4 separate regions of the Homo sapiens genome follow, and regions 1, 2 and 4 are each linked to region 3. Evidence: chromatin loops called from intact Hi-C (ENCODE). Cell type or tissue: PC-9. All regions are shown on one strand.

Region 1 (8,000 bases), 170 kb before region 3:
GGAGGGGAAGGAAGGGCGTTCCTTGGTCCCTTGAGCTGTGGCTGGGATGGATGGTGAATGCACCTTTTTCTCGGGGCTCTGCACACCCTTGGAGTCTGGCTCAGATGCTCTGGTGGCCCGATTTGAAACATTGACAGGAAAGAGACAGAGCCTGGCCCAGTTTCTACAGATAGTTCTTAGAGGAGGAAGGATGTTTTCTGGGGCCTATCAGAAATAGACTTTGACCTTCTAAATATAAATTTTGAAACTAGAGGGGAGCAAGGGAGACTTTTTGGGGAGCTTCTCAAGGGTGAGAAGTTGGCCTGGCACCTTGGAGGGAACATCTACTGTGTGGGAAGGCCCGAGGTGGGGCCTGGCAGGAGATGAAACCAGGGACATGTGGGCAGGCCTGGGCTGGGGAGGGAGGGTCCTCCTCTCCCGCCCTGTGGGACCCTCTGTTTCACCTGAGCCAGGGCCTTCAGTCTTTCAATTGCCCAGCTCCACACCTTTGCACAAGACTCCCCCTTAGCTGCGCCAATTCATCCAGTTCCTTCTACCTCTGGGAGGGAAACTGGTTCTCTGGTGCCATTGCTAATAGTCTCCCTGTCACGCTTAAGCCCTTTTATTTTGTTTTGTTTTGGATGGTGATTATTCCACTCTGGATGGTGGAGGCATCAAGGGCATTTGGTCAGCCCGTGTTCTTGGTCGCTTTGGTCCTGAAGGGCCGCAGTTGCCATTCTTCCTGCACTCGTGGTGTCATCTCTTGTCACCAGTGCCATACTCCCCAGAAGGGACTTGTGCACACAGAAGTCCTGCAGGCTAGAGTTGGGCACCTTGGTCTTCCTTAGGTTAAGCGCTAGTCGCCTGCTGGTGGCACCTTTTGTGGATAAACTTGGATGATTCCACCTGGCCCTTGTGTGCAAGGGTGGCCGGGCTTGTCATGGGCCAGAGGGCATCATCACTGGCTTCTGGTTAGTGGGGGCCAGGAAATGTTGCCGTGATTCCCCACTTGTGGACTGAGCCACATGGATCCTCGATTGCGAACATCTTGTTTGCTTCGCCAGGGCTACGGGGACCACAAGCCCAAGTCTTCCACTGCAGCCCAGGAGGTAAAGACTCTGGATGGCATTTTCTCAGAGCAGGTGAGTGGGGGCAGCTGTGCCAGCTCGGGGACGTGTCCGTACCCAGTGGTATGTCACTCCTCATGATTTTGATCATCGCAGTCTGTTTGGGTTGTCTTGTTTACCATCTCAGCTGGCTTTCCTGGTGTCTCACGCTAAGATTTGTTTGAGAGGTAACAATCATTCTGCAGGAGAGAGTGCACAGGGTTGCTGGCCAGGCTGGGTGGCTGTCCTCACCCTTGATGACAGATGGCACCAACTGGCCGCAGCAGATCCACTCTCGGGCGAGCACATCGCTCGCGTCTCCATCACACCCAGGACTCAGATCCACTGGGCTGGAGGCAGGTCCGCAGGTCCACAGAGTAGAGGCTGCGTGGCTGCAGGAGTCAGATGGCGGGGTGAGGCCCCTGCGGCTCAGTCAGCCAGCCTGCTGGCCCTGTCTGCCAAGACACAGAGAGGGGTGGTGCACCTCACCCAGGCAGGATTGTGAGCCAGAGAGGGGGGGGATGGAAGTGGAGCTGGAGCCATGTCCCCACCTGTCCCTGCTGATAAGAGGTGGCCCAGTGGGCTTCCTTCCAGCTGGGTCTCCCAGGGCAGCCTGGAAGGCTCTGATTGGCAGAGCGTTGGTGGCAGTCACATGGAAACTAGCTGTCTTGGGCAGAGGGGCTTTTTGCAGTTTTCAAGGGCACTCTGTTTTTCTCCATGCTGACCCGCTTTAGCAGCCCAGTTTCCAGAGTCTCTTCAACGCATTGATTAGTCCAGGCGCCTCAGGCACACCCAACGCTGATTTGTCCCCCCAGGTCGCCATGGGCTACTCACACTCCTTGGTGATAGCAAGAGATGAAAGTGAGACTGAGAAAGAGAAGATCAAGAAACTGCCAGAATACAACCCCCGAACCCTCTGATGCTCCCGGAGACTCCTCCGACTCCACACCTCTCGCGGCAGCTGTCATTTCCATGTGCACTGGGACGGGAAGTCAAACGAGGAATTTAAAAAAGCAAAAGTTGACCGAAGGTGCATTTTTGTTTAGACTCCCTGAGGTTCCGTTTTACACATGATCCAACGTTAACTACCTTTTTTTCTGTATGCTTTCCAAAGTCCTTTTTTTTCCCTTAATGTTGAATTAAAATACTTGCTCATAGTTGATTTACCATTCCTACAAAAGAGGCAGAAACTTTGAGCAATCTAGGTTTTTTTTTTTTTTAAGTTTTTTCTTTCTTCCTCTCCTGAATACACTCCCCAAAACACCCCTTTCCAGTTACAATTAGCATCGTGATCCAAGCAGATGCCACATGGAAGAGGAATCGCCATTTACTCAGAAAAAATGTCCCTTACAGGAACCGGCAGCAGCTAGGCAGTCACCGGCCCGCCTCCATCCAAAATCACGCTCGCGTGCTTCGGAAGCATCCGGGTCACTCCTTCTCCGCTTTTTCTTGCAGATGGGCCTAGGCCGGTGTCGGTTCTGTTTCTCCCCTTGGCTGCCTGTACGCCCACAGCCTTCTGGCTGCGACATTATAGAATCGGCCGTGTCCCCCCTGGTGGGGGATTGGGGATCTGTGTTTAGCCATTTATATCTACTTTAGCTGTTAAAGAGGTCCAAATGAAAATCAGGTGATTGTGGAACCATGGGGACTTGGGGGTGGGGCAGAGGTGGGAACATTTGTATCAGTTGAGTCAGCTTGGTGGCTCCCTGTGGAGCCAGGGCTGAGCCTTGTCACGCGCACTCGCCAATTAAGAGATGGACCAGCCAGCAGTCAAGTGCATTCTCCAGTCCTTGCAAGAAGGATCAGCCCTTTCTGTGCCAGCCTCGATCGCCTTGTGCTTTGGTCTCTTTTTCTCCCCCCCGCCTGGATCCTGCCTCGCGCGGGCCGTCCTGTTGCTGAGACTCGGGGTACCGTTCTGCTGACCCAGCTCCCTTTAGTCACGTTTGCTTGGCTCTGGTACCAAATAGTTGGGATTACCGAAGAGTCCCCTTCCTTGCGTGTCAGCACGGATGCTGTGACTGCCACCTGCGTCCTCGTCAAGTGCCCGAGCTCGCCGCCGTGTGTGCTGCGCTGAGTGAGTTATGAGGTGCCTTTCCCGGAACCCTCCTCTCGCCTGGACCCAAGAGAGGCGACAGCTGTGGCTGGGGCTCTTGGTTTCCAGAGGGTCTGGACTGGTTTGGGTGCTTTAAAATAGATATTTAGTTCAGTGGTGCTTATGGGGGAGATGGGACTAGAACTTAAGTGTGAGACTTGGGTGGATGGGAAAGTTAAATATTGGTCTCTTCAAGTTTTTTTTTTCTTTTGCTTTGTTACCACTTGTCACTGTCTCCATGTTAAAATGCCAAAAATGATGTAGTTGTTGTTGCTTTTTTCCCTATTTTCCACCCCAGTCGCTCCTTACCGTGACTCCTGCCCTTGGAGGGCATGTAGCAGTGTCTGTCCTGCCAGTCCCAAGGCCCTGTGGGAGGAGACTGGCCTGCATCTCTCTAAGACTTAGTCTGACGCCACGCGCATCTCTTGTTCTGTGTTCAATCAGTAGTCCAGGGGAGAAGCTTCTGCTACTTCAGAGCTTTGCTAAACTAACCTAATTTGTCCAAATCACCCCAAAACCACCATCTCTGACGTAAGCTTCCATGCGACAGCCTGATCCGTTTCCCTGGACAGGTCTCTTTCCTGGAATGCAGCCCAGGCACCTGTGCTCCTGGCACCCTTGAGGTCTCTCCTTTGAGCCGTGGTCACCGAGAGGGTTGAGGACGCAGCACCCGAGGTCCCAGCCTTTGCAGGAGCCTCCCTGGGCTTAGCTGGACTTAGATCTTCGGTGGCCTCATGTAAACGTGGCAGCCAGCCTCTTCTAGAACCCTAGCCCAGGGACTGGAGCAGGAAAGGGACCTTCAAAGTGAAGACTGCCTTGTCCCGCAGCTCCTTCTGGCTTAGATTGAAAAATGGGCTTCCTAATGGGTTAAATCCTTTAAAACAAGGAGTTGTGGGGGAAGGGTGTCGTGCACTCCTAGAGAAAGGTACACAGTTGCCCGGTTGGGAATGTGCTTGGCGCTGACCCTGCGGGCATCTGACTGGTCTTCCAGCTCAGGAAAAAGAATTTGAAAGAGGCTTAGCGTGAAGGGGAATCAAAGAGGAGGTTGTGATTTGGTCGAAGGTGCCTGGTTTAGTGCTGTAATTGTCTTATTATTTTTTTTATATATATATTTCTTGGAGTAAACATTTTAAATAAACAACAACATTGTCTACTGTCTTGGATTTTGCATTTCTTTTTCGGTTGGAACGGAGCTCTGTTTTTCTTAACTCCTTATATGTGTACCTCCTAAGCCCTGGCACCCACAGAAGGTGGTGCCAGGAGACATGTGGCCCCAGGGGAGCTTCCAGGTTTAAACTGCACTGGTTGAAGTGAGTGGATCCCCCAACTCTGCCCCATGAAATGCTAGGGGAGTGGGACAGAGTCAGTACCTCAGTTGTCCAATTCAGAAGTGGAGTTCTTTGCATTTTCACTGGGGCTTTGAGAGGAAAAAAATAAGTCATGGGAGGCATCCAGCGCGGTGACTGCATGTGCACCCACTCCCCAGACTTCAGCAGGGGGCTCTGGTCAGGCCCCGGCTGTGGCTTCAGGCCAGTGCTGCTCTGTGCAGGCATTGTGGCCAACTGCCCACCAGAGGGCACCAGGAGGCTGGTCGTAGGTTCAGAGATCACGGACACTCTCCCTTCTAGGCTGCTGCTGAGTCTATACCGGGCAGAGTCCTAGACCAGACCCTTGCACAGGACACCGGCTCCCTGCAGCCGCAAAGATGCCTGGGATCCCTGGAACCTCGAGTGCAGGCCACCTTGTGTTGACTGGCTGAATAGTGTCCAGACCAGCCCCTCCTGGCAGGCATTGGCCCAGTTTGGGAGAGGAGGAAACGGTCTCCCATGGCCTGTTAGCTGCAGAAGGAGCATGTGCACTGTTGCAGGACAGTCCAAATGTAAAACACGGTGTTTCCCCATCTCCCCCCTTGGCAGCTTGGAGCTTCCCATCAGATGCTCCTGCCCTGGAAGAGCCCCCGTGGGCAGGGAAGCCACTGCTGGGGGCAGCGTCCCTGCTGACACACTGGCTGTTGTGTATTGGGCACATGCTGCAAATTGAGTGTCGTGTGTCTCGCCCCTGACTCCTGCAGTCCACTCCGACAGTCTTTTTGGAGACTGAGTTTCTTTCACCCAGGCTGGAGTGCAGTGGCATAATCGCAGCTCACTGCAACCTCTGCCTCCTGGGTTCAAGCGATTCTCCTGCCTCAGCCTCCTGAGTAGCTGGGATTACAGGTGTCCACCACATGCCTGGCTAATTTTTGTATTTTTAGTAGAGATGGGGTTTCACCATGTTGTCCAGGCTGGTCCCGAACTCCTGACCTCGTGATCCTCCCACCTTGGCCGCCTCCCAAAGTGCTGGGATTACAGGCATGAGCCACCGCGCTCGGTCTTGTATTTTTGAGATGGAGCTTTGCTCTGTCGCCCAGGCTGGAGTGCAGTGGTGTGATCTCTGCTTACTGCAACCTCTGCCTCCTGGGTTCAAGCAATTCTGCCTCGGCCTCCTGAGTAGCTGGGATTACAGGCAAGTGCCACCACGCCCTGCTAATTTTTGTATTTTTAGTAGAGACGGGGTTTCACCATGTTGGCCAGGCTGGTCTCAAACTGACCTCAAGTGATCTGCCCGCTTCAGCCTCCCAAAGTGCTAGGATTACAGGCGTGAGCCACCACGCCCGGCCACACAGGCAGTCTTGAAGGGAAGGCTGTTTGTTTTTTATTCCTGTGTTATAGAGGGAAGTGGGGTGCAGAGAGAAAATGGCTTTGGCTGAGGGACACAGTGGGGCGGGTAGGAAGACCTGTGCCTGGAACCACAAAGATCCTAGTAACAAAGATGGCCTCCCCTGCTCCCCCAGCCTGCCCCTGGCTGAGGACAGGGAGCCCATGTGACCTGTGGCCACCCTGGAGGGGCTGTCTTGAGAGCTTCGAGAACATCCAGGAGACCTTCACCTGCCCTTCCAGGGGCAGTGTAGGTGGCCAATACAGAGCAGCCGGGGCCTGCCAGGCCTGTGGCTGGGGGATGGGAGAAGCCTCCTGAAGTCGGGGGGGCAGAGAAGGCAGGCTCCCCACGGGCGGCTCTGGAGGTTTTTTTTTTTTAATGTCCCCCAGGCTGGAGTGCAGTGTCACAATCTTGGCTCCCCGCAACCTCCTCCTCCCAGGTTCAAGTAATTCTCCTGCCTCAGCCTCCTGAATAGCTAAGATTACAGGCACAGGCCACCACACCCGGCTAATTTCTTTGTATTTTTAGTAGAGATGAGGTTTCACCATGTTGACCAGACTGGTCTTGAACTCTTGAACTCAGGTGATTCCTCCCACTACCTCAGCCTCCCGAAGTGCTAGGATTACAGGCATGAGCCACCGTGCCCGGCCTTTGGCTCTGGGGTTTTCTCACCTGCAAAGCTGCTGCCTCCTGCTATTGTCCTGCCCCGTCAAGCCAGCAGCCTTTCTGGCCAATGTCCTCCACACTAAGCGGCTCCTTAAGCTCCCAGGGAAGAGTGAAAAGGGCTGGAAGGATGGCGAATGGGGAAGGGGACTTGCCGGTTCCTACCCAGCCCTGCTTTGCCCCGAACACCTGCCCCAGCCCCACATTGAAGGGCGGGGACCTGCGGAAGCGCCACGCGGGATGGTCAAGCTGGAGGGTCTCAGGATCCAGCTTAGCTGGTGTTCACACCAGACAATAGCAATGGAGCCCACTCTCCAGACTGGGAGGACTCAGTAGGCAGGGATGCAGGGAGGAGGGAAGGGGAGACAGGAACAGCCCCTTCAAGGCTTTGGAAGGGAAATGGGGGTCGCCCCCTGCTAAAAGCATTCTGGGCACTGAAGCAGCCTGGAGGGGAGAGGACTCGGTGCCTCTAGAGAACTAAAAGATGGCCTGTTGCAGGTTGGGAGGCACATGGGAGGGCTGGAATCTCCAAAACCCTCAGCTGCCCCCACACTGGGTCCCCAGCACTCTCCCACCCACCCCCCACCCCGCCAGCATTTCCTGTGATTTTTGTTCTTTTTTTTTTTGAGACGAAGTCTCACTCTGTTGCCCAGGCTGGAGTGCGGTGGCATGATCTTGGAGCCTCTGCCTCCTGGGTTCAAGTGATTCTCTCAACTCAGCCACTCAGCCTCCCAAGTAGCTGGGATTACAGGTGCATGCCACAATGCCCCGACTAATTTTTGCATTTTTAGTAGAGACGGGGTTTCCCCATGTTGGCCTGGCTGGCCTTGAAGCCCTGGCCTCAAATGATCCACCTGCCTCAGCCTCCCAAAGTGCTGGGATTGCAGGCATGAGCCACTGCGCCTGGCCCCGTGTCTGCTATGCAGGCAATGGAGGGTTTTGTTTACTTCTACAGAGATGTGGTCTCCCAGCCTTCAGGAATGAGAGGTGCCACGTGTCTTTCTAGGGCTTTATGTAAATAACTCCAGTCCTCAGAACAACCTCGAGACAGGCACAACTCTTACCCACTTGCGCTGGTGAGGAAACTGAGGCACAGAGCCCACTTACCTTGTTTTCTTGCCTTTGGCCAGTACAGGGAGCATTTCCTCTCCTTCCCTACAGCAGTAGTGCAAGCATGGCGCCAAATGACCACTGACCTTTGCAGGGGAACACAGTGGGGAGGGATGGGGACTGGGGCCTGTTGGAGCACATCTTTGTCTAGAGGGTGTGGCCAGTGAGTCTTCAGCCTCGGGCCCAGTGTGGTCAGGTCTAAAGACTTGGCAGCAGGAGCTGGAAATCCAGACTTTGAGTAAATTGTCAGTGCCTAACTTAGAGACGTTTATAACACTGTGCAAGCCAAGTACACCCAGCTCTCTGCTGCAGGTGTCTGCTAACAGCCAGGGCTGGGGGGGTGCTTCTCCAGGTGC
Region 2 (8,000 bases), 99 kb before region 3:
CCACTAGGATGAGCTGGGGATGTAACCTCAGCAAAGCGGGGACCACATTTATTAATATTTTGCTCCTTGCAACGTTCCCTGAATCTTGAACCTAGAAAGCCGAGAACTCCCTAGAACAATGACCAGCAGGCGGCAGGCGCTCGGCTGAGATTTGTGCAATGAACGAGTGAAAGGTTTCTGTGCTGGTCCTGAGCAAGAAGTGGGGTTTGTGAACCAACTTGAACAATAGCCAAGAAGGGGTAGAGGGTGGGGAGAGTGAAGAGATGGTTCCCAAGGGACTGACTGATAGCCAAGGGCTTAAAGGCTTTGCGGTCAATTTGGTTTGAATCTGGGATCTGGGTGGGCTTAGGAAACGGATTTCAGCTTTCTCTGCCTCTGTTTCCTCATCACTAAGACAGGGGCAAGAGTTGTACCCACCGTAGAATGGTTGTGAAGATAAAGTCAGGTGATACACAGTGCTTATACCAGCTCTTGGCACCCCGGGAGTGCCCACAAAGGACAGCTGTTGTGATTATTACCGCATGTCAGGCACTGTACAGAGGCTGTCCCCTGGCATCGGGCCAGGCCAACTACATGCAACTTGAAAATACATCCATTTCTATGTTATTCTAAGAGCTCCCCAGGAAGGCCTGCCAGCCAGAGCCCCTTAGCACCTTCCTCCAGCGCAGGTGGATAATGTTTCCTCACTTCAACCCCGGAGCCACCCCCTTAGCAGCCCAGAGGTTTGCCTGCAGAGATCCTGCATTCCCCACCATCCTCATGCCTCTAAACCTGCTCCGGTGTTGGGACGTCCGGGGTTCAAACCCCGAGTCTGCTACGTGTCAGTGCTGTGACCTTGGGCAAATTGCTTAAGTTCCCCGTGCCTTGGTTTTCCTACCTATAAAGGTTTGTGTTGGAAGATCAGATGAGTTAATCATTCCAAAGTGGTCAGAGTCGTGCCCGGCCTATGGCAGAGGTCTCAGGGCCTGCTCTGATATGAGTTTGGGAATGAAAAGCTTTCATTTCGAAGGATTTCAGGCTCCAGGTTTGACCTAAGAGCGTTTAGGTTGGGCAGCAGGGTGAGGCATGGAAACCAGGGCCTGTAGGAGGCATCAGGAGACAGCACTGGCCTCAGCTCTTCCCTGACCGCTGCGTGAGCTTGGGGAGGTCACTTGACCCCCGAGGGCCTTTGCCCATTGCTTCACCTATAAAACAGATTTGCCAACAAGAAGATGCTTTCAATAACCCTTATTTCAGAGGGCCGTCACCAGGTTCAGGCTATGTGGGCAAAAGGGCTTTATAAAAAGCCCTTCCCGTTAGCTAGCAAATGCTCTTTACCTTCGCTGTCAAGCACTTCATCATCCTCGCAGTCCATGGCAGAAGATTCGAGATTGTCTCTGTCACAGTTCACCAGCAGGATGGCACCCTGTCCACAAGGGCCCCAGGTCCAGGTCCTCTGGACACCAGCAGGGAAGAGTCATGCTCAGAAACTAGCATAGAGCCCTCCAACTCTTGCAAGAGGCATAGCAACTCCCCATCACCTCTTTTTTAAAATTTATTTATTTATTTATTATTTTTTTGAGACGGAGTCTCCCTCTGCTGCCAGGCTGGAGTGCAGTGGCGTGATCTTGGCTCACTGCAACCTCCACCCCCCAGGTTGAAGTGATTCTCCTGCCTCAGCCTCCTGAGTAGCTGGTACTATAGGCGCATGCCACCACACCTGGCTAATTTTTGTATTTTTAGTAGAGATGGGATTTCACCATGTTGGCCAGGATGGCTCAATCTCTTGACCTCATGATCCATCCTCCTCGGCCTCCCAAAGTGCTGGGATTACAGGCATGAGCCACCACGCCCGGCCCCCATCACTTCTTTAACCCAGTGCAGTTTACACATCTTGCTTCCACATCAATTAATTATTTGATCTCAGGAGTGGATTTTTGCCTTTTACTCCAAAAGTCACAACCAAATTCACCCAAAACACAATTCATCCATTTAAAAAAAGGAGCCCAAGACAGTCACATGGATTTTAACAGCTTTTAAGAAATGTTGGCTGGGCGCAGTGGCTCACACCTGTAATCCCAGCACTTTGGGAGGCTGAGGCAGGCAGATCACCTGAGGTCAGGAGTTCAAGACCAGCCTGGCCAACATGGCGAAACGCTGTCTCTACTAAAAATACAAAAATTAGCTGGGCGTGGAGGCATGCACCTGTAATTGCAGCTACTCAGGAGGCTGAGGTAGGAGAATCACTTGAACCTGGGAGGCGGAGGTTGCGGTGAACCGCCCCTGCACTCCAGCCTGGGAGACAGAGCATGACTCCATCTCAATAAATAAATAAATAAATACATAAATACATAAATAAATAAATAAAATGTTGAGCTTGACAAACCAAATGCAGCTAAATATGTATGTCAATATTCTAATCTAAATAGTTACTATTATGTGAACTCTTAATTACTCATTCAGCAAAGTGTGGTACTATTCTTAGCAGCCAGTTAATATCTGCCTAGAGATTAAAGCACATTAAGCAGCCCCACCCTGTAGGGATCTAATAGTGATGGCGCCTCCCTTCGCGGGAGAGCGTTTGCCCCTGGGAAATGACTGCATTTCGGGAGGGATACAGGGACAGATTCTACTCCTAGAGTTGTAATTTGTCTTCCCACTTTTGCTGACCCCACAAAGGATCTTCATCTTTTTACAGGGCACAGCCCCCAGTGCACACCAGCATAAAATGGTGCAGGCAGCTCTGGGGTTTCAGGTTTACCTGCAGACTCTGGTTTAAGACAGCGTTCACCTGCCCTTTCTGCACATCCCATCATCCTGTCTTTCCACAACACACCCTCCCTCTCCCCACCTGGCTCCTTCCCGCCTCTCCCCCTGCCATTTCTTCCTTTCTCTGTTATTCCCCCATGTAGACAGCTCTGCAGAAATCTCTCCCATATCAGCTGTAGAGCATGGAGTAGGGAGTTTTTGAGCCAGAGTCGAGACCTGCCCACGAATTTCCTCTCTGCTGTGTATTAACTGGGTGACTCAGTAGGGTTTCCAGTTTGTAGGATAACACATCTGAACCCACAATTGGTGAAATTCTGATTTTGTAAAATAGATGGGAAATACATAAGCCAAAATATTAATGGTGATGCTAATTTTCTTTCTTTTTTTAACAGTTAACACGGAATACGTGGGACAGGCCAGCATTTGCCCCATCACCACAAGGGGGCGCCCGGGGAGAATCCAGTAGAAGTAGGAAAGGAGCGTTTGGGTGAGTGGTACCTGATCTTTCACAGCTCTGGTTGGCTTCACTTTGCCGGTGCGGGTGATGTCTGCGCACAAGGAGATTTCTGAAATCCCATCAAGTAAGAGGAGAGGTTGGTGAGGGTCCGGGGTTGGGGCACCCAGCCTGGCCCTGAATGGGCAGGTCGTTTCCCCAGGGGACTGTGTGCACCCATAGTGTGAGCCCCTCTTCCCGTCCTTCAGAGGAGACACAGGTTCAAGACATCCCTCCTCCACGGCCCCCAGGAAGTCTGGCTACAGTTCGGACAGCAGAGCTGGGGCCTCTGACCACACCTGTTCCCCTTCAGCGGGGCCACAACTGTGATGTCCACCAGACCCTGCACGTCTGGCCACCCCCAGGGATTTTGGAAGGAATTCCCAACCACCACAATGAGAGGTTCGATGTGAAGCCTCTGCAGGCACACCCTGCCAGCCTCTCGAAAGACTCTGGCCCCAGCCCTCAGTGACCTTGGGGTGGGGGACCCAGCGGTGACACCAGCCCCACGGGCTCTTCATGACATGTGTTGTGACTGTATCTGGGGACAAATTGCAACCCTGAACATGCCCCCACTCTGTCCAAATGGCTTGGCTGAGAAAGCAAACATTTGTTTGTAAATCCTTCCTCCCTCATCCGAATATATGACTGCAAGGTCATTCCAATAAAATAGATCCGTGTGCCCCACAGCATGATATGGTGACCCTTGTCCCACATGAGACTGACCCAGATGACCTTCTAAACATATTCATAGCCACGTCTTAGTTAGGGCCGGGGAAGCATTGTCCTTTCGTGGCCTGGACTTCCTGACTCCTTCACTAACCAATTGCATGACCTTGGACAAGTCTGTTTAGCTCTTGTGCCTCAGTTTCCTCACCTGTAAAATGGGATGATAATAATAATACCAATTTCACTGGATTGTTGTAAGGATTAAATGTAAAGTCTTAGCACAGTGCCTGGCAATTGAGTAAGTGCTGTAGTATTATTACTTAAATATGCATTAATGAATGAAATGCATTAATGAAATGAAACCTGAAGATTCTATATGCTACATATTATATATATATGTGTGTGTATATATATATTTTTTAGTTTTTGAGACTGGGTCTCACTCTGTCACCCAGGCTGGAGTGCAGTGGCACAATCATGTAGTCTTGACCTTCTGGGCTCGAGCAATCCTCCCACATCAGCCTCTTGAGTAGCTGGGACTACAGGCACATGCCACCATGCTCAGCTGTTTTTTTTTATTTTTTGTAGAGACAGGATCTCACTATGTTGCCCAGGCTGGTCTCAAACTCCTGGGCTCAAGCGATCCTCCTGCCTCCGCCTTCCAAAGCGCTGGGATTGCAGGTGTGAGCCACCATGTCTGGCTGCTACTTATATGTTTAATACACATAATGATACTAATCATGATATTATTGTTCAAAATGAGGTCAAGTTTAAGAATGGATTTTATTTAAAGAAGAACATTACATAAATATGAGTATAGGTGGATCATTGATATGGCAGAAATGGTGAAGATGAGATATAAATAATGGAATTTGAGGAACACTATCTATATTCTTGTATAAGACAGTGTCATTATCTACTTTTTGTTATAGATATTTGAGGTATCAAAAAGGAATAGAGGGCCTGGCGCAGTGGTTCATGCCAGTAATCCGAGCACTTTGGGAGCCTGAGGCAGGCAGATCACCTGAGGTCAGAAGTTCGAGACCAGCCTGGCCAACATGGTGAAACTCCATCTCTACTAAAAATACAAAAATTAGCCAGGCGTGGTGGCAAGCGCCTGTAGTCCCAGCTACTAGGGACGCTGAAGCAGGAGGATCGCTTGAACCTGGGAGACGCAGGTTGCAGTGAGCCGAGATCATGCCATTGCACTCCAGCCTGGGTGACAGGGTGAGACTCCATCTCAAAAAAAAAAAAATTAATGGAGATGCATATATTGAAAATCCAAGTTCCTACTTCCTAACTTGAGAAGCAAAATGTTAAGATATAATTAAAATTCCCCGCACCACCACTGCCACATTGTATTTCTTTGTGGTTCACTGACTAAGGATGGAATATTTCGAACTCCCAGATGTCTGACTGGCTAGAAACCATGCTTTTTCTCTACTCAGTCTAAAGTAAGCTCCAGGTGTAGTTTCTCCTACAGAGACATCCTGCAGGGATTAGGAGGTGGGCAGGGGATGAGACGGCACTCTAGGATCCTGGTTGTCACTTACCCACCCCGGTGAGGTAGAGTAGAGCTTTGACTGGTGGAGTCTTGGGTCCGTAGTATGAAATCTGAACCTATGGGAGAGCAGATCACTAATGACTTCTCTTAGTCATTCAACAAACACCCACTGGACCCCCTCCTATGTGCCGGCTCAGGGTAGGGCACTGGGGAGACAAAGTTGGGCAAGAACTGGTCCTAGCCTGTAAGGAGTGGCCCCATCCGATGGGAATGGAGGGAAAGCAAAAAGCTTGAATGACTGGTGCTACAGAAGAGCATCCTATGGGGGCCCAGCAATGGAGACACTCTGCCTGGCAGGGTCGTTTGTGAAGGAGTGTGCTTTGAGGTAGATCTGGGAAAGGGAGTAGGGGCCCAGCAGCTGGAGATGGGGCAGAAGAGGCGCTAGAGAGAGCTGATCATAAGCCACAGAACTGACTCTGGCAAGCAGAAGGGATCAAGGAAAGACCTGAAGAACCAGACCCTGGAAAGGCCGGGTCCTGGGGGATCTGGGGAGCAGGAGCTTTGAGTGGATGGAGGTTTCTTCAGGAAGAGATGAGAAAACACCAATCCACTGTGCCCAAGGTTCAGAAATCCTAGGAGAACACCTCGGATTGGCCAGAGGAGGGTGGAGCATCTGGGTTGACACATCCAAGCAAAATGGCGGTGGGGAGTTTCCAAAGCAGAGCCAAAGAGCTGCCACCAGAGGAAGAGGAGCTCCTGAGGGGCCACGCGGAGGTGCTCGGACCTGCCCTGTAGACAGTGGAAATCCAGGAAAACGCCACGGCCATCACTGCCTCTGCCTGGACCATGGTGTCAGCCTTCTGTCTGGTCTCCCTGCCTCCCACCCACTCCCTAGATCCTATCTACTTGCTAGGCCACAGCCATTGGGATCCTTCTAAAGTACAAATGCTGTCTTGTTATTCGCTGGCTGAAAACTTTTTGTTGGCTTCCTGTTGTTTGCAGAAAATGAGGTCCCTGATACCAAACTCTTCAAACTGACTCCTTCACCTCCTGTTCCATCTACCTTTCTTGCCATACAGAACTTCCTCAGTTTCCCCAACACGTGTCTCACCCTTTTCTCATCCAGAGAGTGCACACAGCCTGCCCCTCTGTGTCAAACTCTCTCCTCTCTCCTGCTCTTAGGTGGGTAGTTCGTGTCACCCTTCAGCTTGCTACTTCTTTCAGGAAGCCTTCCCCGACCACCCCCTCCCCAGCCTGCCTGGATAGTCAAGCTCTGTGTTCCCCCAGGGAGAAGCCTGCTTGGCTGGTTCTGCTGGGAATAAGTGGCTGTTGGCCCAGAGATCTGTGGGAACCCCAGAGGGTCCTGTTGAGCCCATCTACAGGCAAAGGGGGTGTAGTAGGTGGAATGGTGGTCCCCAAAAAGATACATCCATATCCTAATCCCTGGAACTTGTCGATGTGATTTCATTTGGAAAAAAAGTCTTTGCAGATCTAAGTTGAGGATCTTGAGACCAGATGCGGTGGCTCATGCCTGTAATCCCAGCACTTTGGGAGGCCGAGGTGAGTGGATCACTTGAGGTCAGGAGTTTGAGACCAGCCTGACCAACATGGTGAAATCCCATCTCTACTAAAAAAAATACAAAAATTAGCTGGGCATGGTGGCGAGTGCCTGTACTCCCAGCTACTTGGGAGGCTGAGGTAGGAGAATCGTTTGAACCCAGGAGGCGGAGGTTGCAGTGAGCCGAGATTGCACCACTGCAGTCCAGCCTGGGCGACAGAGCGAGACTCTTGTCTCAAAAAAATAAAAAAGGATCTTGAGATGAGGAGATCACCCTGGACCATCCAGCTGGGCCCCACATCCCATGGCAAGTACCCTTATGAGAGAGGCAGAGGGGGATTCCACAGAGAAGGGGCAGAGGCAGTGCGACCATGGAAGCAGACTGGAGTGAGACAGCCACAGATCAGACTGCTGACAGCCCCCAGAAGCTGGAGGAGGCAAATAATTATTCTCCCCTGGAGCCTCCAGAAAAATCTGGCCCTGCTGGCACCTTGACCTCAGACTTCTGAACCCCAGAACAGTGAGAGGATACACTTCTGTTGTTTTAAGCAAACCATGGAGATTTTCTTTCTTTTGTTTTTTTGAGACGGAGTTTTGCTCTTTCACCCAGGCTGGAGTGAAGTGGCGCAATCTTGGCTCACTGAAACCTCCCCCTCCCGGGTTCAAGAGATTCTCCTGCCTCAGCCTCCTGAGTAGCTGGGATTACAGGCGCTCGCCACTACGCCCAGCTAATTTTTGTATTTTTAATAGAGATGGGGTTTCACCGTGTTGGCCAGGCTGGTCTCAAACTCCTGACCTCAGGTGATCCACCCGCCTCGGCCTCCCAAAGTGCTGGGATTACAGGTGTGAGCCACTGTGCCCGGCCAGGCCACCATGGTGATTTTCTATACCAGACACAGGAAACCGATCCAGGAGCATGGACCAGCATCCCTTGGGGCTACCAGTTTGTGGCCTCCATAGAACTCAGTATCATTTGCAATTGTTTGTTTACCAGTAGATTCTCTGATGCTACCATTCATAGGTTGTAA
Region 3 (8,000 bases):
CACAAGGCTAGGATGTGCCAAAGCTGGGGTTCGAACCCAGGCAGTTTCTGGATGCAAATGTTCTTGTCAGCACAACACACTGTCCCAGCCCCAGCCACAGCATGGCTGATGCTCCTGTCCCTTCTCAGCAGCTTAGGAGAAAGCGCTGGGCACTACCGGGAAGGGGTAAGGGCCCTCCTGCCATTAACTGAGCACCGACTCTGTGCTAGCCCCTTCGCCTTGCATGGGGCAGGCATTTTTTATCCTTGGGGTGAGCCCTGCCCCTTCCTGACACCTTGCTTCACCTGTTCCCACAGGATCCCCCTGAATCTTACCCACCCCACCTCTGGGCCCCTCAAGGTCCTATTTCCCCACCGTGTCTCTCGCATTTCACCAGACTTCTCAGATGAGAGGCTCAGATTTGCTTCTGTGAAAATAGGTCATTGCCCCAGCGTGGGGCCGGGTCTCCCTCATTAGGCTGGGAGCTCTCTGAGGGCATGGCTCTGTCTCTTCCATCAGACTGTGGGTTCCTGAAGGCAGAGGCTCTATCCCACCTGCAGGCCCCAGCAGCCCCCAGGACCATGAGAGCTCCAGCGCTGAATCTCTGACCCAACCCAGTTCCTGGGGCTTCTTCTCCCTGGAAGGGAAAGGACCCCTTAGAGCAGCTGGTGGTCCTGCCTCTCACCTGTGCATGAAGATTGTCTCTCTGGAGGTGTCTGTCTGCCAGCATCTCATTAATGCTTCTTTTTGCCTGGTGTTTTAACCCTGCAAGAAGAGAAAGACAGTACATAGCTCAGGGAGCACTGCCTGGAGGCCGTCTTCAGCCTGGGGCTACATAATCCAGGCCAGGATTTCCCTCCTACCTCAGTGCCAGGGTCAGAAGCCAGGACAGAGAAAGCCAGAGACTGAGAACCCCTGAAGGGACCAAGCCATGGCTGCAAGGAAAACCTGGTGATGGATAAGGAACCCCTCAGGAAGTGACTCTGGACTTGGAGCCTAATAATTATGGCACAGCTACCATTATTGAATGTCTGCCATGCTCTGGGCATCCTACTTAATGTATTATTAATATTTAAAGCAACTATAGGAGGGATTAATTATCATCTACAACTCAGAGAAGAGGAAACTGAGGCACTGAGAGGTTCAGAACACACCCTTGATACCACAGCCAGCAAATGCCAAGATCAGGATTTGAACTCAGGGCTATCCTTGTGGATGTCTGCACCACATCCATTCCAATGCTCTATTCCCCAGGTATTCCCCAGATGAGAACACTGAGGCTGTGATAAGGAGGGGAGATGGGCCAACCAAGCCCTTGGAGGGTCTGTTAGCTCCTGCAGGAAGCTCTGCAGAGGGGCCCTGACCAAGCCTGGCTTCTCCTCCTTCCTCTCTCAAGGCCCCAGCCCTGCTGCTCCCTGGCTGCATAGCCCTGTCCAAGCCAATTCACCTTTCTGAGCCTCAGTTTCCACTTCTGTGAACAGGGATAAGGAAGAGGGGAGAGAGATCAAAGGGGAGTGAGAACAAGAACATGCCTGGCATTGACCGGCACCTGGGGCACTCATGACTTCCTGTGCCTTTCCTCTCCTGGGGTGTGGCCCAGGAACTCCCCCACCCATCAGAGGACCTGGGGACCCAAGAAACAGAGAGTGGGTGTTGGGTTCTGAGTCCAGCTGAGAGATCTGCAGGTGCAGGGGCTGTACCCAAGGATGGTGATGAAAGGGCAGGGTCCCCCAGGGGTGACCGGGTCATTGGCACTCACCATCAAACTGGGCTGCCTCCCCATAACCCTCTTCTTTCTTCTCTTGGAAGAGTTTGAGGCAAGCGCTGGGGCTAGCCAGGAGCAGCCGGAAGCCCTGGCACGGAGGGAGGGAGAATGGCTCAGTGGACAGGGTCCCCTTAGACACAGGAGACCCCAGACTCAGGACTCAGGAGGGGCCTGACAGTTCTTGGGACTCCCCTCTCCCACTCGGTCTACACCCCAGCCACAAAGCACTGTCTGCAACTCTCCCAGTCCTCCAAGCAGGTTCCCACCTCCAGAACTTTGTCTGTGCTGTTCTCCCTCCCTGGACGCCCTTCGCATTTTGCCCACCAGGGCATTCTGATTTCTTCCTTCAAGGCCCAATTCAGGGCTGGGTGTCGTGGCTCACGCCTGTAATCCCAGCACTTTGGGAGGCCAAGGTGGGCAGATCACCTGCAGTCAGGAGTTTGAGACCAGCCTGGCCAACATGGTGAAACCCTGTCTCTACTTAAAATACAAAAAATTAGCTGGGCATGGTGGTGTAATCCCAGCTACTTGGGAGGCTGAGGCAGGAGAATCGCTTGAACCCAGCAGGTGAAGGTTGTAGTGAGCCAAGATCGCGCTATTGCACTCCAGCCTGGGCAACAGAGCAAGATTCTGTCTCGAAAAACAAACAAACAAAAAACAAACAAAATACCCAATTCAGATGTCTCCTCCTTCACTGTCAGAGCTGTCCCTAGCAGAGCTGTAACCACTGGTCACTGGGAAGCCTCCTCTCCCAGGCTGCTGGCTCCCTGGCCATGCCTTCCCAAGCCACCTCTGCAAGGCTTACTGTAGAGGCCCAGAACCCGGATTTGAATCCTATCCTGACACCTGCAGGCTGGGTGAGCTTGGATGGGTTAATTGCCCTTCTGAGCCTCAATTTCCTCGCTTGTAAAATGGGACAATAATAATTGCACCCACTTGACGGGCTTGTTGGAGGATTAAATGAATTAAAACATGTGAGTATCTGGCACATAGTAGGTGCTCAATAAATATTACCAATTATTATCAATATCATTCCTGACTATTGGATAAGGGATTTGGGTCCAAGCACAAATACCCTGGAAGTGTGAGGATGAGCGTGTCAGGGTGCCCTGACCCAGAAAATGTCCCAATCCAGAGCTTACTCGGGGCACAGGGTTGAGCTGGTTCCAGATGGCTTTGCCCTGACTCATCCCATCAGGTCAGACAAGGGCAGAGGTGGCTCAGGCAGGGAAGGAGGGGACGCACCTTTTGGTCAGAGGTAGGCACAAAGGTCAGAAACTCGTCCACATGGCCCACAGAGAGCCAGTCCGAGTAGAGCTCCACGGGTGCCTGCACCTGCTGTGCCTTCAGGAAGTTCCGCACTGCCCTGGCCATCTGCCGCCCACCGGACCTGGCCAGGAGGGAGAGGGCGGGCAGTCACCTTGTGCCTGAGAGGCATCAGGCCTTGCCTGAGTCATCATCAGATCTGCCACCAGGGGGCGGAATTGCTCAAAGAACGCTTTAAACGTGGGGCGTAGAGCGTGGAGAAGCCAAGACAGCAGAGAATGGACTGTGCATTTGTGTGTGCATTTGAGCACCTACTGTGTGCTGTCCTTAGGGTCCTCGCAGTAAGTGTCTTGTTTAAGCCTCCTGATGACCCTATGATATACATAGAAATACCAGCTCCAAGTTACATCTGAAGCGTGCTCGGCCAAGCTCTCTGGCCTCACTCCCCACTGCGCCCCTCCTTGCTCACTTGGCTCCAGGCCCACCAGCCTCCCTGCTGATCTGCTGTCTCCAGCCTGCTCTTGCCTCAGGGCCTTTGCACAGCTGTTTCTACACCCTGGAATATTCTCCTAAGTAGCCACATCTTTAACTGCCTCTTCTTTCTTTCCTTCTTTTCTCTTTCTTCCTCTTCCTTCCTTCCTTTCTTTTTTTCTTTCTTTCTCTCTCTCTTTTTTAATTTTTTTTTGAGACAAGGTCTCACTCACTCTGTTGCCCAGCCTAGAGGCTGGAGTGCATGGCTCACTGCAGCCTCAACCTCCCGTGCTCAAGTGATCCTCCCACCTCAGCCTCCTGAGTAGCTTGGACAACAGGTATGTGCCACCACGCACGGCTAATTTTTGTAATTTTTGTAGAGGTGGGTTTCGCCATGCCACCCAGGCTAGTCTTAAACTCCTGGATTCAAGCGACCCCCCCACCTCGGCCTCCCACAGCACTGGGACTACAAGTGAGGGCCACTGTGCTTGGCCTAACTGCCTCTTTTCCTTCAAGGCTTTGTTTAAACAGCAGACTCTCAGCAAAGCTGAGACAAACATTTATTGACATGTGCCACACACATGCTTTACCCAGGCTACCTCATTTAATCCTTATGACAGCCCTGTGGGGTTGGGACTATTACTGTCCCCATTTTACAGGTGAGGGAGTTGAGTCCCAGAAAATTAAAGTTATATGCATTTGTTCATGCATTCATACTATATTCATACATATGATTGGAGGTACTTATTTGTTTTGTTCACTTATTGTCTGTTTCTCTCTGCTGGAATGTTTGGTTGTCTGGTTTGTCCATTGCTAAGGTCAGAAACCAAGGCAGGGTCACTGGACAGCAGCCTGAGGTGCTAAATTTGAGTTTGGAGCCCAGGTAGAAGGAGACCTGGGTTCTGACCGTACTGCTAACTTGCTATGTGGTCCTAATACGTAGCCAACCCTTTTCAAACCTCAGGTCCTATCTATCCACCAAAGGCCTCATTCCTGGTTTTCAGTCCAACAGCCAATGGAATGGGGACACGTCCACACAGGAGACCCCTCACTTTCCCATGTGGGGTCCTTGCTCTGTGCCTGGGAGTTCCCAGAGCAGACCCCTGCACCCTTGAGAGAAGGTTCCTGGCTTGGCTCACTGGCTCGTGAGGCTTGTGGGAGCAGACAGGTAAGGATGTCCATGTGTTGCAGTGTGATATAGAGACTGGGGCAGGAGCCTGGGACAGAGAAGGGAGCAAAGTCCTTGGAGAACACCAAGGAGCCCCTCCCCTTCCTGAGTCTGCATCCTCTGAGCTCTCTGCCCCTGAGCCTGCATCCTCCGAGCTCTCTGCCCCTGAGCCTACATCCTCCGGCTCTCCGCCCCTGAGCCTGCATCCTCTGAGCTCTCTGCTCCTGAGCCCAGGTCCCAAGGATCCTGGAGGAGAGAACTGCCCCATGAGGCATCTGAACAGAATGGTTTCTCCCTGAACTCTGTCCCCAGCTGGACCCGCAGAGCCCCCTCCTGCCTGAGGTCCTACCGGTCCATCCCTGCCCATCTACATGCCACCCATACCGAGTTTTTTCGACTTTTCCTTTGAGCTGTACCTTCTCTGGCTTCCAGGCTTCTGCCTGAGCGCTTCCCTCTGCCTGCAACATGGTCCACTCCACACTACTTTGCCTCCTTCCTTCCTTCCCTCCTTCCTTCCTTCCTTCCTTCCTTCCTTCCCTTCCTCCCTCCCACTCTCCCTCCCTCCCTCCCTTCCTTCCTTCCCTTCCTCCCTCCCTCCCTTCCTTCCTTCTTTCCTTCCTTCCTTCCTTCCCTTCCTCCCTCCCTCCCTCCCTTCCTTCTTTCCTTCATTTATTTGTTTGTTTAGACGGAGTATTGCTCTGTCACCTAGGCTGGAGTGCAGTGGCTTGATCTTAGCTCAGCGCAACCTCTGCCTCCTGGATTCAAGCAATTCTCCTACCTCAGCCTCCCAAGTAGCTGGGACCATGGGCGTGCACCATCAGGCCCAGCTAATTTTAGTATTTTTAGCAGAGACGAGGTTTCACCATGTTGGCCAGGCTGGTCCCAAACTCCTGGCCTCAGGTGATCCACCCACCTTGGCCTCGCAAAGAAGCGTCAATATCGTTGGCTGCCCCTAGGAAGCCTTCTAGGACAACGCACGTGGGATGATATGTGATCCCCTCTCTGATCCATTGCTTGCCTGTCTCCCTCATTAGACTCTAAATCTCAAGGGCAAGCTCCTCAGCCATTTCTGTATCCCCAGCATTAGACTTTGGGCTTGGCCTATAGGAAGTCTCCATAAATATTTACTGAACTGGTAAATGAATGTATGAAAGAATGCACGTAACTTAACTTTTCCAAGCCTCAGCTTCCTTATCTGTAAAGTGGGGATAATGATGGTCTCAGTCTCACAGGGTTGTTGTAGAAATTAAATGAGGTAGCCTGGGGAAAGCACTATGGGTGTGACATGTAGTAGGTAGTAGCTGGTCAATACATTTTTCCAGTTAGTTCCAACCTGCTTTGAAGCAGCCCCACTACTGGGGCCAAATGAAAAATACCTAAGCATTCAAGAGGTGGTTGACACGAATTCTTTATCCCCAGTAATGCTGATTCTGTAGCTAGGACTGGGATTTTCATCAGGCCCGTTTTAAAGATAAGGAAACTGAGGCATGGAGTACAAAATAATTTGCTCATTTAAAATGCATCTGTTTTGTTCACTGATGTATCCCCAGTACCTTTAACTGTGCCTGGCATACAATAAATATTTTTAAGTGAATTAATTGAGTACCTATTGTGTGCCAGGCACTGTGGTATACACTGGTTTGGGGGACTCATCCCAAATCATGTAGCTGGCAAGTGGCAGGGCCAGGACTCAAACCCAAGTCCATCTGATTCCAAAGCCTGTGCTCCTTCCTCACGGGTTCCTCCCTGAGTTAGAGAAAGACTGTCCTGAGGCCTCAAGGACCGTCTGCCCCCAAGGGTGTGGGTAGAACAGCCCACACAGTAGTGTCTGGGCATGAGTCACCAACAGGGTGAGCACATGCCTCTCGCCTGGCCAGTCTCAGCCCCAGGCATCCTGTCTGGGCACCCAGTTACGTGCCTGGGTAGGTGCCAGGAAGCCTCGCCTCATCCGATCCAGAGCTCTGAGGCTGCCAGATTCACCAGGTGAGGCTGTGACCTTCTCAGCACTGCCTGACTCCTCTGGGCTGGAGACCAGATGGTCAGCCAGGGCTTGGGGGGTAAGTGGGGGCACCCCTGCTATGCAAAAACCCCACAAACAGGAAGGTGATCTCCAGGGCTTACAGTGGGTGTCATCTCCAGGGAGGAAACAGGGGGACCCACCAGGACCCTGAACTGCACACGTCATTCTTTGGTTACCTGCAGGGAGGGTGTGCACCCACTCAGCAGGACCTAACAGACATCGCCACCTGTTTGAGCGTTAAAACCTAAATACCTTGTTTCCTGCTCCATCACATCTGTCCAGGGTGAGATCCACTGACTCACCTCTGTCATCAGGGTATCCTGGCCAATCACTTGCTTACCTGCAGCCACCTGCCCTGGGAACTTCATGACCTCAGGACCCTTTTAAGCCATGGTTAGGACAGAAGCTATTCTGACTTCCTAATGGGAGAAGTCAATGAGTCTATTCCTCTGTCTCTGTGCCAGACTGTATCTCACCTCCCCAGCTTCTCCAATTTTTCATGAGAAGCCAGAAACCTGCCTTTTTATGGGAGGCCCTCCCGATATCTGTTTATGTTGGTGACTCATTAAGCTCATAAAATGAGGTAGGCCAAAAGATCGCAGGCCACAAGCGTGTGACTTTTCTCCTAAGATTCTCTGATCTTTTAAATCTGAGATCCTAGGTTGCCGAGTCTTTGATTCCAGGATTCCACGCAGGAAGTTAAGATCACTTCTCAGACTGGGGAATTGTGTTTGTGATGGGGGCACAGGGAGGGTGGATGCTGCAGTCATTCCCTTGTGCCTCCCCACCTCCCGCCCCAGCCCCTCACTTGGGGAAGCTGCTCCCGATGAGGATCCGGCCCAGGGGGTATTCCGTGCCGCCCACCGTGACGGGCGGGCTGACGTCCAGGTTGCCGAAGGAGTCAAGGCTGGAGGGACCAGGGAGCGGGATCTCCCGGGTAACATATCCAAAGTCAGGACCCTATGGAAGAACCAGCGAGACCCCCACCCCAAGAAGGAGAGGTCAGTGAGGACAGGACGAGGCAGTTCTTGGAGTAGAGGGGAGTTGCTGGGGGTCTCCCACTCCATGGCTCTTAGTACCTGAAAAACGATCTCTGTCCACTTTTTACAAATCCCCCCTGGGCTCTGCGAACCATGCGATTAAAGACAAATCAATAACCAAAGATAACTAAAAACTCCCCCAAATGTTTGGAAATTAAGCAGTATACATCTAAAGAATCCATGGATCAAAGAAGAAATCAAAGTGGAAATTAGACAAGATTTTGAAGTGAAATTCATAAAAATCTGCTGTCTTTTGATAGCACATTAAAACTCATGAGATGTTGACGAGGC
Region 4 (8,000 bases), 280 kb after region 3:
TTTCTGGAGTGGATCAGGCACTGCCTGCCCATGTGGCCTCTCTGAAGAGCTAAGCCCTGAGCCCTGCAGGGCTGGGGCCCAGGCCCTCGGCTGGGAGGGGTAGACCAGTGACTCCAGGAGGGGACCTGGTTTCCAGGGTGATGACGGTGGGTGGGTCTGAGTCTGGACCCAAAGCTGCCCACTGCCCCTCTGCCCCTTTCCCCAATCAACAGGGAGGAAACCTTCCTAAAATCACCCAGGTGCCAGGCTCTGCTTAGGAGACAGAGGATCCGTATCTGGGCAATTTCCCCAGAACGTTGGGGGTGAAGTTAGGTTTCAGGGATGGGATCCCATGAGGACTCAGGACTGGTCCTCCTGCGACACCCCACCTGATGCGCTCGCTCTCTGCCTTCTTCACAGCAGACCGAAGCTCCTCATTGGAACGCCGCAGGGCCTCGCGCTCCTTGGCACCCTCGCCCAGGCTGCGTCGCAGCTCGCCTGCCTCCTGGCGCTGCACCTCCCGGCCCTCCTGGCTCTCACGCAGCTTGCGCTGGGCCTCCAGCAGCTCCCGCCGCAGCCCGTCACGGGCATCCTCCAGCAGACGCAGCTGGGTCCGAAGCTCTTCTGCCTGTGAGCACAGCAGGTGTCCCCAGGGCAGCGGTCAGGGACCCCCCCGTCAAGCTGGGTCTTGTACCCCAGATCCCTGGACCCAGGGAGCCTGCCCCATCCCTCTGCAGTGCTCAGACCGCAGGCTGTGAGTTATCATTTGAGCAAGGCGTGCTGTAATCAGTAATGTTTTGACCTGAAGTCACCATCAATCAGGACTGTCCTGAGCACAACACCAAGAGGGCAGAGACCCCACTCACCCCTCCTTGAGGCCAAATCCCACCTGTACACAACAGGTGCTTCGTAGTGCTTGCTGCCTCCTTTCTAAGTTGCTATTCATTGGTCCTCAAATGCAGGGAGGAATCTTACACTCTTCTGGGGCCCTGGGGAACTAGGCCCCCAGGCACACAGTGCCATTTAGGGTATGCTGCTTGGAAGAGGGGGGCGGCTGCTCACCTCGCGAAGACAGGAGTCCCGCTGCTTGCCCAGGTCTCGGGCCTGCTCTTGCAGCCTCCTCACCTCCTGGGCGTGGGCCGCAGCAGCCTCCTCCCGCTGGGCCCGTAGGTCCCGCAGCTCAGACGTCAGAGCGTTCACGGTGCTCTGGGACAGAGGGGCTCCTCAGACTTGGTCCTGCTGTGTCCCCCAGCCCCGGGCTGCTCCCAACCCGCTCAGTGCACTGTCCACTTTTAGCTCTAAACACGGCCCCTCCCGCTGGCCTGCCGGACCCTCTGCCAACCCCTGGATGCATAGTGAGTGCTGCCCGTGTAGCCAGCCTCTCCCTCACGCCAAAAGGATTCATCAGGGCAGGGCTGAGCCACCTCCCTCAGATGGGGGCTCCCAAAAGAAGGGCTAAACCTCCTTTCCCACAGCCTGGAAGCTTCTCCAGGACAGGGCCATGCCGCCCCGTGGTGGGGGCTCCTCAGCCAGGGATGTGCCTCTCTATGAGACAGAGGCCCAGCTGCCCAGCCTGCCCTACCCGGTCCTGCTCCTGCCGGCTCTGGGCATCTCGTTTCTGCCGCTCCATCTCCAGGGAGATGGTGGCCAGGCTGTGCCGTGTACCCATCAACTTCTCTGACAGCGCCGTCTTCTCAGACTCCTTCAGAGACAAGGCCTGGGCAGAGGCAGGGGACAAAGGGCTTGGGGGATGGGCTGGTCCTGGGGGCATGCTCAGGCTTCTTGCTGCCTAGGAAATGTGCCCACTGGGGGCTTAGAGGCCTGAGTGTGCCACTGCAGGTGGACCCAGGGCAGACATGCAGCCCTGGAAAAGGGCACAACGGCAGTCACAAGAATCCCGGACGTGGATACCACTCATAGAGCTCACTAACCCGCCACAGCACCCTGACTGCAGAGTCTTTCTTTCTACCCATCTTACAGATGAGGAAACTGAGGCTCAAGGAGGTAAAGTGACTCGCCCAGGTACACAGCTGGTGAGGAGAGGAGATGGGCACAGTCTGCCCTGTCTCCGTTACATTATAGGAAAGTTAGGGATTTGTTATTTGGGGGGACACGTCAGCTGATGCCTGTGGGCATCGTGGGGACTGCTCAGAAGGCAGCCATGAGGATCCATGCCCAGCGTGGGGTGGGACGAGGCATGGGAGAATATGGAACAGCTTTCCTGGTGTCACGACTGTCACTGTCACTCAGTAAGTGCTCACTGTGTGCCAGGCATGGAGCACAGCAAAGCCTCACGAACCCCCTTCTAATCCTCCCCTCCTGCAGGTAAGGAAACTGAGGCCCCCAAGAGGGCAGTGGCCTGCCCCAGGGCTCCTAGCTGCCAAGTGGCAGAGCAGGGCCCGGCCCCAGAACTGGAGCAGCTCAGAGAGCAGCAGAGGCCATGCCAGGGCTCACGAACCTGCTGCTTCTCACTCTCTGCTAGGAGGAGGCCCTCGTCGCGCTCCTGCTGCAGGGCAGCAATCTCCTCACTCAGCTCTTCCTTCTCAGCCTCCAGCCGGGCCAGCAGCTCCTCCTGCTCACGCTGCAGCTGACTCTGCAGCTGGGCCCGCTCGGCCTCCAGCTCCCGCCATGCTGCCTCCTAGGGGGCCAGGACCGGATGCCTGTGACACACCAGGAGGGGGCCCAGGCAGACCCCCCAAAACATCAGGGCAGCAAGAGCCATCTGGCCCCCATACCCTCAGAGATGGAGGGTGACCAGGTAAATACAAGGGAGTGATAAGGGCTATGACGGGGACACGCCAGGGCCGTGAAAGTGCCAAGGAGCAGCAGTGGGCTGGCCTGGGGGTCCGAACATGGTCCCCTGCGGAGGGACAAGTAACTGTCAGCCAGGTAAGGAGAGAAAAGACCACCCCAGGCCAAGAACACAGCCCCTGGAAAGGCCTAGAGGATGCAGGGTGCAGAGGGGAACGGGACATGGTGAGTCACAGGGCCAGAGCCCCAGGCAGGGGTGGGGCCAGGACAGGCCGTGTGGGCCATGGGGATTCTAAGGACAGTGAGGGGAGTGGGAGAGAGGACTCGAGCCAAGGTGACAAGGAGCAATCTGATTTTTAGCTTAGGGGATGTTCCGACAGCTGTGGAAGAGGGATTGGGGTTGGGATGGAGGGGAGTTAGGACTGGCTGTGAGGAATGAAGGGGGTCAGGGGTTGCCAGAGGAGCTGGAGAGAACACAGATTTGGGGACATTAATGAGGCCAAGCCAGGCAATGCAAAGGGCAAGAAGAGCAAGGGGGAGGTCACAGGAGTTCAGATCCCTGGGGACTGGACAGGCGGGCAGGCAGAGCCCACAGGCAAATAGCAGCCCACCTGGGGAGCCTGAGGGCAGGTGCCTGCCTCAGCACTTGCCCCTAGCAACTCTGTGAGAAGCAGACAGAGCTGCCACTTCTTTTTTTTTTTTTTTAGACGGAGTCTTGCTCTGTCACCCAGGCTGGAGTGCAGTGGCGAGATTTTGGCTCACTGCAACCTCTGCCTCCCAGGTTGAAGCGATTCTTCTGCCTTACCCTCCCAAGTATCTGGGACTACAGGCGCGTGCCACCACGCCCAGCTAATTTTTTGTGATTTTTAGTAGAGATGGGGTTTCACTGTGTTAGCCAGGATGGTCTCGATCTTCCGACCTGGTGATCTGCCCACCTCGGCCTCCCAAAGTGCTGGATTACAGGCATGAGTCAGCACGACCGGCCAAACCGCCCCTTCTTTAAGATCTTCACCGTAGCTCATGCCTGTAATCCCAGCACTTTGGGAGGCCGAGGTGGGCAGATTACGAGGTCAAAAGTTCGAGACACCCTGACCAATATGGTGAAATCCCGTCTCTACTAAAAATGCAAAAATTAGCCAGGCGTGGTGGCGCGCCTATAATCCCAGCTACTCAGGAAGCAGAGGCAGGAGAATCGCTTGAACCCAGAAAGTGGAGGTTGCAGTGAGCCGAGATTGCGCCACTGCAATCCAGCCTAAGCAACAGAGCAAGACTCCGTCTCAAAAAAAGAAAAAAGAAAAAAAAAAAAGAGCTTTACCGCCACCTCCTGGAGAAGCGTGGTAACAACCACCCAAGGCCAGGGGTACTGCAGGGTGAGTGGCATGCCCTGGAGCCATGCAGTCATAGCCTGCACCTCTGTCAGAGGCAGCCCTGTCTAGGATTTGGTGGCTGAGGGCCCCTGTCCCGAGGGCCACTCTGGAGAGCATGTCAGTGCCAGCAATCATAACTTATGGAGCATTTGCTAAGTACCAGTCACTATGCTAAGCCCTCTATGCAGATGGTCTCAGCTCATCTTCAATACCTTTCACTATCCTATCCCTATTTCTACAGGTGGGGAAATGAAGGCACGGACACCTTGGGTAGCATCACCAGTAAGCGACCAAGATTCGATTCAAACCCAGGCAATTCAAACCCAGAGTCAGTGTTCTAGTAACTTCCCTGGCCCCTTGCCTTTCTATATGCTGAGGTCTGAGTGGCTCTTCATATGCAAACAGTACTTCTTAGCAAATGAAAGTGCTTTCCTGCTGTACATTAGGTCAGTATTTCCCAAATGTGGTTGTGGACCCTCTGCATCAGGATTACCAGGGCTGGACCAGATTTGGGACCTGGGAATCTGCATGTCTAATAAGAACCACAACCTCCCCATCCCCCCAGTCCTCCTAGCTGTCCCCAGGACCTCCACAACAGAGAGGAAGTCCCATTTCACAGATGTAGAGACCGAGGCAGAGCAAGAACGATGATGAAACACTGGCTCAGAGTCCTGCCCACCCCTCCCCAGCTGCCTGAACCTTTTCACGCTGGAGTCGCTGTAAGTCCTCCTCGTGAGCTGCCCGCTGCTCCCGCAGAGAGGCCTGGGCCTCCCGCTCAGCCTGCACCAGCTTCTGGGCCATCAGCTCCTTGTCTAGACTGGCTTTCTCCTGTGTAGCTATTATTTGCTGCCGCAGGCCCGCCAACTCCCCTGCACGAGAGGAATGGGGGAAAGGGCAGGGTTGGGTTGAAACTTTTCCTTGGGCCAGCAGACTTAGGCCAGGTGAGCCACATGGGCAAAATCCCAGAGGCAGAGGGCCTGCCTGGCATCTAGTTTGGGTCCTCTTGAAGTGGCTTGCCCTCTCTGGGCCTCAGTTTCCCTATATGCTACATGGGCCCACTGGCCCTGACCCCTTTCCTGCCTACCTAGAATGGCATTAAAGGCATAAAATGACTGATGAGAAGGCCTCCCAAATGGGACGGATGTCAAACATATAACAACCCTAGGTCAGGTGCCTTGGCTCACGCCTGTAATCCCAGCACTTTGGGAAGCTGGGGCAGGTGGATCACCTTAGGTCAGGAGTTCAAGACCAACCTGGCCAACATGGTGAAACCCTGTCTCTACTAAAAATACAACAATTAGCCAGGCGTGGTGGCAGGCGTATGTAGTCCCAGCCTCAGGGAGGCTGAGGCAGGAGAATCGCTTGAACCCAAGAGGCAGAAGTTGCAGTGAGCTGAGATTGCACCACTGCACTCCAGCCTGGGCAACAAGAGTGAGACTCTGCCTCAAAAAAACAAATAGGCCGGGCGCAGTGGCTCATGCCTGTAATCCAGCACTCTGGGAGGCTGGGTCAGGTAGGTCACCTTAGGTCAGGAGTTTGAGACCAGCCTGGCCAACACAGCGAAACCCTGTCTATACCAAAAATACAAAAATTAGCCAGGCATGGTGGCGGGCATATGTAGTCCCAGCTACTTGGGAGGCTGAGGCAGGAGAATCGCTTGAATGCAGGAGGCAGAAGTTGCAGTGAGCCGAGATCGCACCATTGCACTCCAGCCTGGGCAACAAGAGTGAGACTCTGTCTCAAAAAACAAACAGGCTGGGCGTGATGGCTCATGCCTGTAATCCCAGCAGTTTGGGAGGCCAAAGCGGGTGGATCACCTGAGGTCAAGAGTTCGAGACCAGCTTGACCAACATGGCGAAACCCCGTCTCTACTAAAAATATAAAATTAGCCAGGCATGGTGATGCATGCCTGTAATCCCAGCTACTTGGGAGGCTGAGGCAGGAGAATCGCTTGAACCCAGAAGGCAGAGGTTGAGGTGAGCCGAGATAGTGCCATTGCACTCCCGCCTGGGCAACAAGAGTGAAACTCTGTCTCAAAACAAACAAACAAAAAACAACCCTATTCCTGACTGAGCACTTACTATGGGTCAAGCGCCCAGCTAAGTATTTTAGACATAACCTCATTTTGTCTTCATAACATGCCTATGTAGTTTATCCTCATCCCCATTTAACAGATGATGAAATGGAGGCTCAGAGATCAGCAGCAACTTCCCACAGCTGCACAGCTACACATAAAGCATCTCCTTTAATGACTGACATGAACATACCCGTCAAACGTTAACTATTTATATTAATGGAAATGACTACAGGGAATGGAAATGGTATAGCTACCATCTAAAAACCATCTCCCGGGTTGGAAACCCACCAGCATTTCCCTTCCTGGTTCTGTCTGGCTCAGGTGTACATGGACAGGAAAATTAATTTCCATGACCCAAGTAGGTGCTTAGTTAATGTTAGGTGAGCAGAAAGAAGCCCTGAGTTCAGAGACTGGATGGGAACGGTGCAGGGAAGTGGGGCTGGGATTCTGGGGCCAAGAGAGTCATCTGAAAAGCACAGAGAACTCAGACTAACAGGCCTGATGACCGATGAACGGCAGTTACTGTTGACTCAGCCAGGCACCGTGCCACGGCCTTACACGCTTTTCCCACGTCATCCTGGCAACAGGCTTAGAAGGTGGGCATTGCCACCTCCAATCATCAGCTGAGGAATCTGCAGCCCAGAGAGGAAAGGGGCTTGCTCAAGGGAAGGTGAGATCTAAGTGGTGGCACAGGACTGGAACCCAGGCCAGCCAGACTCCTACTCCAGTGCTCCCAACTTCTGTGAGACCCCAGACCTTGGGAGGCTGCAGTCTGGGCTGGAACCTGGTGTTCCCCCCAAGTCCCCAGCCCCTCGTACCAGTCAGGGTCTCCTTGGCCAGCAGCAGGGCCTGCCCCTCGGCTTCCAGCTGCTCCCGGCGGGCCTCAAGCTGGGCCAGCTGCCGTTGCACCTCAAACAGGCTGCCCTCCAGGGCTTCCTTCTCCAAGCTGCAGCACATACAGTCCCTGAGGCCCTGGGACTCAGCCTCCCTGGCCCCAGGAAACTGTGGATCTCAGGGAGTGGCCAGGCATGGGCCAAGTGCCAATCTACCTGCCTGGCCAGGCCCACACTCCCTGGGGAAGCCTGAGCCACAGCTAGGACGAGTCGGCAAGCCAGACTCCTTAGTAACTGCCCCTGGGGGCCCGTGCCTGCGTGTGGCTGGTCATGGTGTGGCCCCAGGAGGACCCCCCAGGGCGGGTTGGGCAGAGCCCAAGGCCTTACCGCAGGCGTGTGGCCTCCTCTGACAGGGTCCTGCCTTCACGCTCCGCAGCCACCAGCTGCACAGCCAGGCCAGCGTGCTCCTTGGCTAGCGCCTCCTTCTCACGGGCCGCTCGCTCCAGCGCCTCCACTTGCCGCTGGGCCTCCCGCCGGGCCTGCTCCAGCTCCTGCTCCCGCCCGCTCAGCTGCCGGGAGAGCTGGCCCCCACCCAGAGACTGAGTAGCACTCCCAGCGTCCCCCAGCTTGTTCATCGTGCAGCACCCCAACTCTGGGCCTAACCCAGTCCTGGCAGAAGGCCTGGGTTTGAGCCCAGGGTCTGCCCTGATGTGCTACATGTACTTGGGCAAGTCATGACCTTCTCTAGATCTGCAATGCACGTGTGTACAAAAACCAGGGCCCAGCCAGGTACGGTGGTGCGTGCCTATAATCCCAGCACTTTGGCAGGTGGATCACTTGAGGTCAGGAGTTCAAGACCAGCCTGGCCAACGGGGTGAAACCCTGTCTCTACTAAAAATACAAAAATTAGCCGGGCGTGGTGGTGCACGCCTGTAGTCCCTGCTACTTGGGACGCTGAGGCAGGCGAACAGCTTAAACCCTGGAGGCGGAGGT

Evidence for each region. A loop is a pair of places that touch in the nucleus more often than their neighbours do. Peaks named below come from ENCODE experiments on the same cell type or tissue, not always from the same donor. Only the 100,000 strongest peaks of a DNase experiment are listed, where the experiment ranks them.
Region 1: it touches region 3 in a loop (14-fold over the local background); 8 of 110 quality-filtered maps call a loop at or near these places.
Region 2: a loop joins it to region 3, with 10 times the contacts of the local background. A loop is called at or near these places in 11 of 110 quality-filtered maps.
Region 4: it touches region 3 in a loop (4-fold over the local background); 33 of 110 quality-filtered maps call a loop at or near these places.

Annotation. Positions count from the first base shown.
Region 1 is chr1:17,403,095-17,411,094 of GRCh38, reverse strand. It overlaps RCC2 (regulator of chromosome condensation 2), which reads left to right. Exons shown (of 13, transcript NM_018715.4): 12 at 1,044-1,121; 13 at 1,901-4,335. The coding sequence ends at 2,005. It also overlaps RCC2-AS1. Among named protein-coding and RNA genes, the nearest start is that of RCC2, 33 kb to the left of the region's middle. In PC-9, CTCF peaks have their summits at 4,534 and 4,737 (motif pointing right); a DNase peak (open chromatin) is centred at 7,824.
Region 2 is chr1:17,331,473-17,339,472 of GRCh38, reverse strand. PADI4 (peptidyl arginine deiminase 4) reads right to left here. Exons shown (of 16, transcript NM_012387.3): 3 at 5,464-5,530; 4 at 3,247-3,314; 5 at 1,318-1,435. Among named protein-coding and RNA genes, the nearest start is that of PADI4, 27 kb to the right of the region's middle. In PC-9, CTCF peaks have their summits at 2,954 and 3,180 (motif pointing right); a DNase peak (open chromatin) is centred at 3,212.
Region 3 is chr1:17,232,448-17,240,447 of GRCh38, reverse strand. It overlaps PADI1 (peptidyl arginine deiminase 1), which reads right to left. Exons shown (of 16, transcript NM_013358.3): 11 at 7,478-7,629; 12 at 2,990-3,134; 13 at 1,739-1,832; 14 at 665-744. Among named protein-coding and RNA genes, the nearest start is that of PADI3, 13 kb to the left of the region's middle. In PC-9, CTCF peaks have their summits at 3,022 and 3,231 (motif pointing right); DNase peaks (open chromatin) are centred at 3,047, 6,547 and 7,087; H3K4me3 peaks cover 949 bases; H3K27ac peaks cover 5,176 bases.
Region 4 is chr1:16,947,919-16,955,918 of GRCh38, reverse strand. It overlaps CROCC (ciliary rootlet coiled-coil, rootletin), which reads right to left. Exons shown (of 37, transcript NM_014675.5): 18 at 7,395-7,588; 19 at 6,993-7,120; 20 at 4,797-4,966; 21 at 2,438-2,617; 22 at 1,562-1,696; 23 at 1,042-1,185; 24 at 369-607. Among named protein-coding and RNA genes, the nearest start is that of MFAP2, 29 kb to the left of the region's middle. In PC-9, CTCF peaks have their summits at 3,865 and 4,082 (motif pointing left); a DNase peak (open chromatin) is centred at 4,088.